Linked DNA regions of Mus musculus: region 2 is linked to region 1. A link is a contact called in ENCODE POLR2A ChIA-PET data. All regions are on one chromosome and are shown on one strand. The core of a region is the stretch at or near the end of the contact, and the rest is flanking DNA. Distances in the headings are between cores, read along the strand shown. Region 1 holds the start of Ehd1 (EH-domain containing 1). Region 2 holds the start of Arl2 (ADP-ribosylation factor-like 2).

Region 1 (3,313 bases), core at 354-2,853:
AGAAACTCCAGATCAAAGAAGAAGCCTGGCCCAGAGCCTGCAGGCAGGCTGGGATTTGCTTGTCTCTGGCAATGATCTCTGAACCTTCCCACCTTGCCTTCTCTGGATCCCACTTGACTGAGATCCCTCAATATACACACGGCTCTTTCTTCCTGTGAGATCCCACTGTTTTCTCCCCGCCTAACCCCACATAGGTGTCTAGCTCACAGGCTTCCAAATCAAAGTTTTCAAGTGGGATCCAAGGCTTTCAAGTTCCCATGATTTTCTGTTGGCTCTAGTGCTGTTGGGGATGGGCCCTACTGGCTTGTGCACGCTAAGCAAGTGCTTCTACCACTAAGCTATGAATTTAGCCTCATCGATAAATATTTTGTCTTTTTTTTTTTTTCTTTTAAGACAGCGTCTGTTGTCGAGGCTGGCCTCAAATCGATGGGTTCAAGTGATCCTCCAACCTTTCCAAACAGTTGAGACCACAACTGTGTGCTAAACAACTCCTCCGGTGCCTTTTAGACTTCTCCAATGGCCCTTAGATCCTCCTGCCACTTGGGTGACCTGATATTAGTTACCTAACAATCATAGTCCCCAAATCTCTGACATCACCCACTAGACACCAGCAGACACAGCCAAGGGGGCTTAGGTGTGGCCAGGTATGATGGTGGGGAACAGCTACCAACTGGAAACAGGTTGGGACTCAGAACGGAACAAGAGATGGTACTGGTGGTGTCCCTGACAGGAAAGCGGAAATTTTGGGGCTTTTAATTTCCCCTAAGTTCCCACAACATTTCATTGTTGCTCAACACTGCCCCTCTTCCTTACAAAGGGTATTTCCGATTTCACTTCCTCCAAACTCATCTAGCCAGAAAGCTGCAACTTTTTACCCCATTCCGCAGCTGGCACCGCCTTGGTGAAAACTCCCCGCTAGGTCACGTCAATTGTTTCCATTGCCGTGTCCCTCTCCCATCAGTCTGAGTGGAGTCCCAGCGCACTCTTCCTCCTTCCTTACCGATATTCCTCTTCCCGGTGTCCTGTACTCCCTCGGCTTTCCCTATTCCCGCTGTCCTGTCCCTCTCCAGAGTCGCTAAAAGACCAAAGGGTGAGGCTCCCGATGCTTTTGGGAGTTCCTAGCCAGCGGAAACACTGCAGTTGGGGAGCGCAGCTGAAGTACTTGGGGGTGTCCGGAAGCCCACACGTGCTAGATGGTGCTCAGACTTAGTACATCTCGACGCCAGACTCTGGCACCCGCGACCGCCACACTTCCACGAGCCATCCCTCGAGGGGCGGAGCAAAACAGGTGCGGTTGCCAAGGCACCGCAGCCACGAGCTCGCGATATTTGAAATCAGCTAATGGGAAGCAGAAGAGGACGTGGCACGCGAATGGGGCGGGGCCTGGAGGGCTCTTCCCCCGCCTCCTCTCGGGCCAGCCTCGAGGCGGCGGCCAGCGTGCGGGAACGCCGGGCTCCGGCTTATTATAAAGGGGCGGCTCGACGAGGTTCGCGCGACCCTCGGCAGAGGGCGCTGTCGTGGTCCTCACGCCGGCCCTCGAGCCTGCGCCTGCGCGGTGCGGGCAGCGCCCCGCCCCCTGCCCCTCTGCCCTCCGCCGGCCGGCCGGCCCCTCCTCGGCCGCGCGCCCCAGTCCCGCTCAGCCACCGCTCCGTCCTGTAGCAGCCAGCCCCGTCTCCGGCATCATGTTCAGCTGGGTGAGCAAGGATGCCCGCCGCAAGAAGGAGCCGGAGCTCTTCCAGACGGTGGCCGAGGGGCTGCGGCAGCTGTACGCGCAGAAGCTGCTGCCGCTGGAGGAGCACTATCGCTTCCACGAGTTCCACTCGCCCGCGCTGGAGGACGCTGACTTCGACAACAAGCCGATGGTGCTCCTGGTCGGCCAGTACAGCACCGGCAAGACCACCTTCATCCGCCACCTGATCGAGCAGGACTTCCCGGGGATGCGCATCGGGCCGGAGCCCACCACCGACTCCTTCATCGCGGTCATGCACGGCCCCACCGAGGGCGTGGTGCCCGGCAACGCGCTCGTCGTGGACCCGCGGCGCCCCTTCCGCAAGCTCAACGCCTTCGGCAACGCCTTCCTCAACAGGTACCCACCCCTTGCCCCCCAGCGCGAGGATACCAAAGGCCTCCGGAGCCATTGCCCCCAGCCGGCCTTTGTCTCCGAGAGCCCCCGCCAGACCCTAGGCGACCACTCCCAGGGACACCGGCTTTGCTGCGTCCCACTAACTACCCGAGAGAAGTTAGAGACTAGGCATCGTCCACTCTTCTGGCTTCTGTCATTCCCAGAACCTTCCAGGTTTTCAGTTTAACTCTCACATCCTCCTGCAGACCCCAGACCTACTTCCCACAGAGCGGGGGGCTGCTGTGAGAAGATGAACCATTGCTGTCCCCCCTTTCTTGTTCCTCATTCTGGAGGCACCCAGCTCATTCTCATGAATCCCCCTCCTCCTCTGGGGTCCGTTTTTAAAGTGTGTGTCCTGGGAAACCTCGAGACTTAGATGTTCCTTTTGCTAGTGTGTCACTCTCTGCGTCACATCTCCAGGGACCAGTGGTTTTGTGTAGGAAGGGCGCGGAGGCTATGCTTTGGTCTGCTGATTTGGGGGCAGCCCCCTTTGAAGGCAGGGGATGAAGGAGTCCCAACACCCCTCCTAAAAGCAGCACTTACGTGAATGCCAAACCAGCCAGGAGTACAGGAGACAACCCTGTCTCAAACACAACAAAACAAAAAAAGCTTAAGTCAGTGTTGCCTCAGGAGACTTCAGGGACTTCAGGGGGTGGTAACACTGTGGCTCCTGAAATGACCAGACCCATAGTCTAGGATAGATTGGATAGACTTCGTGTGTCTCCTGGAGTCTCAGCTTAACCAGTTCCCGGTGAGTTAGAGTCAGCCCCTCAGGATGCTATGAATGAATCACAGTGGCCTGCCTGAGGAGCTCTTAACACCCAGGATCTTTAAGGGCATTGGGGCATCCCAGACTCCTCCCACAGGAGGTATGACAGGACTCACAGACCCTGCCCTCTCTGCTCCCTCTTTCAAGGAGTGACTCTACATGCCTTTCGACTTCTGCATTCTGCCTAGGGGAACAGCCTTGGAAAGAATGTGAATCCTGCTTTCCAGGTCTCCGCCCTGTGTGAGCACATTCCTCTGTAGACACTGTCCGGCCCAACAGGGCGGGCCAGCTTGTTCTAGAGCAAGCTTGCTGCCAGGCCTGCCTCCTTTCAAGGAGCTGATCTTTAACGTCCTTTTGTCCCTTCTAGGCAATTTCAGCCTATCTTGTTTTATGATAATGGTGTGTGCTTGACAGCCTGGGTT
Region 2 (3,434 bases), core at 617-3,116, 140 kb before region 1:
TGAGTGCCAGAACTACAGGCATGTAACACCATGTTGGACTTTTCCTGCATTTTGGTTTTTTTTTTTTTTGAGACAAGGTCTATGTAGCCTTGGCCGGCCTGGAACTTGCTCTGTAGACCGGGTTGGACTCAAGCCCGTAGATTCACCTGCCTTTACCTTCTGAACGCTGGCATTCGAGGTGTTCGATACCATGCTCATTTTTTGTTTGCTTAGAATATTTTGAGTTTTTGCCTACACGAGGACCTCAGGACTGAAGTTACACAAGGCTGTGAAGCACCAAGTGGGTACTGGGCACTGAACCCCTGTTCCCTGGTTCTTCACCACTGCACCAGTTTTACTTAGCCTCTTGCTTTCTACAGGTCTACTGTTAGCAGACTGGCTCCTGATGCTTCCTGAAGCCTCACTTTGCCAGGTAGGTCTCCGAAGACCCCCTTACTGCTCTCCACTGGCCGGGTGGCCCAGCTTCTGCTCTGCTCCGGGCGCTGCTGCTCTTTCCTTGGCCCTCTCCCAGACCCCATCCTGTTACCCTCATCTGACTTCACACAAGCGTCTACACCTGGGTCTCAGCACTCCCCAGCTGGGCCATCCCATGATCGTTTCTAGGCTGATGGCTGCTACCTACCTGCCCAACAGTCAGGGTTGGTGTCTTCCCAGGGACATGCGTCTCTCATCTCAGCAAGTGGCTCCTTGTCCTTCTGAACACTCTGGCCAGAGACCAGTTCATGCTTGGCTACATCTCCCTCATTGTCTTCTCCCATTCAGCAGCAAGTCATAATACTCTCCTACTACCACCATGGTCTAAGCCACCATCCTGTGCTCCCTTCATAGTCCAGCTGCCTAAATGGCCCCAGCCCATGGGCTCTCCCTCTCTCCAGCTCTTTCCTTCTCAACCTTTCTTGAACATGCCTGTCTTATCCTCCTCCAGGGCCTTCGCACTTGCAGGTCCTCTGCTTACGTTTTCCCAGCTCTCTCTACCTCCTTGTGGACTCTATTCTTCTCATCCTACACTACATATCTTACTTGCTTTATCAATTTTTTCTCCCCTTTCATCACAGAATATCTGAAATGAAGCCTTTTTCGCTTCCCTGTTTTACCGAATTCCCTAACATAGGTGCTTGGAGGTCATCTAATGAGTGTCTTTCTCAGAATTGTCTAAAACACGCACGAGTGGTAAAGTTCTACGTGCACATTAAATTTCCTTTTCTCCCTCTGCTACTTTGTGGATCGCAGATGCCTAGGTGGCCCGGCACAGTGCAAGACGGGTGATGCAGGTGCCAGTTAATGCGGTGAAAGGTCGCTGGTGGCCTTAAGTGACAGCGGGACCTGTGGCCAACCGAGTCCACGCCTACTCGCAGGAGCCTAGGCGGTCCTCGAGACCCTGGGATTCCGACCCTAAGGGAAGCGCCAAGGCCTACACCCGTAGATGAAGGGGAGGGGGTCAGCGCCAGGGAGGAGCAGGGCCCACGCTCGGGCCAGCCCGAGGCAGCGTGACGTCCGAGTCACCACCACTGCGTCGCGCCTCGCAGTGATACTGGAGTCCCAAGTCTAGGCCGGGCCTTGAGACCACCGGGCTGCCTTCTGCACGCCAACCCCCACCCCGCAGAGTGGTACGGCCCTCCCCGGCCCCGCGCCGAGCAGTGGTAGCGCCGCGTGCGTGACGCACCACCGGCAATAGGTACCCACGGCGGCCGCGCCCCCCCACGCCCGGCTCCGCCCACCCGGCGGGCCCCGCTACCCTCGCGACCGCTCTAGCGCTCGGAGGATACAGCATGAGCAGCCGCAGCTCTCGCTCTTTCTGCTTCATCTTCTTCAGAATGGTCAGAAGCCCCATGATCCCGTAGCCCCCTCCCGGCCGCCGTTTCTTCTAGTCCCGGGACCCCGCTCCCGTCTCCTATTGGCCAGCCTGGCGCTTGTGGCCGCCCTCGTTGTCACGTGACCACAGGAGTGCAGGGCGTCGCCCCCTAGAGGCGCTGCGGCGACTTTGAAGCCTGCTGCGTTAACCCTTGTCGGGAAGGCAGAGGGTTGGTGGGGACAAGGGAGAAGTCCCTAAGCCTTCCGACTCCGAGGCCTCGGTCGGATGCCAGACAGAGGCTGACTTTCTCGAGCAGTATCTCGTCTGGGTAGGGAGTAGCCGCGAAGAGATTCTGAGCTAGGAGTCGGAATCTGGTTCCACAAAGAGCTGACGAATCATCCGGGGACTGTAATACGGTTCCCACCAGTGCATCTTGTGACTTCCATTCATTTACCAGTGACGGAAAACCGTTGGTCCTGGTCCGGGACTCTGTCGGAAATGGCTCTGTGCGTTCACTTGAGGATGATGACTCCCCCTAGGGGCCATTTCTAAATGTGCGGACAGTATGGCCTCCTTGGGTTGTTTAGAGTTCCAAGCTCCCCGCAATGCAGGGACCAGACCCGCACAAAGGATTGAGTGCTATCTAGGACCCTATCAGGTTGAGACGCTCTATCCCAACTGTTAGGATAAAACTGGCAGGGCAGAGCCTGTCTCAAAAAACAACGATAAAAAACCTGAAGCCCACCTGGTGCTTAGCCTCATGGCTGCTGGCATGTACTAGCTGTACAATCAGATTATCTTCAGTAAATGACTTTGACAAGAGTTCTTTAAAAAAAATTTTTTTTTCTTTGCTGGTTGTGTTGGCACATATCTTTAATTCCAATGCCTGGGTGGCATAGACAAGTGGATCTCTGTGAGTTTGAGGGCAGCCTGGTCTGTATATATATTGAGGACAGAAAGGGCTACACATCTGAGACCCTGTCTCAAAACAATCATCATTGTTGTGTGTAAACTCTGTATGTGTGTGTGTGTGTGTGTGTGTGTGCGCGCGCGCGTGTCTGCACATACCACTGGAGATCAGAGGACAACTTTGTGGAGCTGATTCTCACACTTTTTTTTTAAGATTAATTTATATGTAAGTACACTGTAGCTGTCTTCAGACCCCTTAGAAGAGGGCATCAGATCTCATTATAGGTTGTTGTGAGCCACCGGTGTGGTTGCTGAGATTTGAACTCAGGTTAAGAGCAGTCAGTGCTCTTAACCGCTGAGCCATCTCTCCAGCCCCGATTGTCGCACTTTTATGTGGGTTCCAGGCAGGGAATTTAGCATCAGACTTTCTCAGCAAGTTTTTTTTTTTTTTTTTTTTTTTTTTTTTTTTTTTTTTTAATTGGTGAGATTTCTCACTGGCCCAAAGAGTTAGTTTCTCTTTTTTTGTTTTTTGTTTGTTTTTGCTTTTTCCGAGACAGGGGTTTTCTCTGTGTAGGTTTTTCTCTCTTTCTTTCTGGCTGTCCTGGAACTCACTCTGTAGACCAGGCTGGCCTCGAACTCAGAAACCCGCCTGCCTCTGCGTCCCAAGTGCTGGGATTAAAGGCATGCGCCACCACTACCGGGCAGAGCTAGGGTTCTATTTAATTGTAACCAT

The links. ChIA-PET counts read pairs that join two places held with the same protein, here RNA polymerase II (POLR2A).
Region 2: POLR2A ChIA-PET joins it to region 1 with 14 read pairs in Patski. The contact joins the promoter of Arl2 here to the promoter of Ehd1 in region 1. POLR2A ChIA-PET finds 5 or more read pairs at or near these places in 3 of 5 experiments (Patski and embryonic stem cell).

What each region holds. Positions count from the first base shown.
Region 1 is chr19:6,275,293-6,278,605 of GRCm38, forward strand. It overlaps Ehd1 (EH-domain containing 1), which reads left to right and starts at 1,604. Exons shown (of 5, transcript NM_010119.5): 1 at 1,604-2,086. The coding sequence starts at 1,683. It overlaps Gm14963 (predicted gene 14963), which reads right to left and starts at 1,286. Exons shown (of 2, transcript NR_168273.1): 1 at 1,001-1,286.
Region 2 is chr19:6,139,271-6,142,704 of GRCm38, forward strand. Arl2 (ADP-ribosylation factor-like 2) reads right to left here and starts at 1,867. Exons shown (of 5, transcript NM_019722.3): 1 at 1,767-1,867. The coding sequence starts at 1,831. It overlaps LOC115489019 (a long non-coding RNA gene), which reads left to right. Exons shown (of 3, transcript XR_003952891.1): 3 at 360-2,644.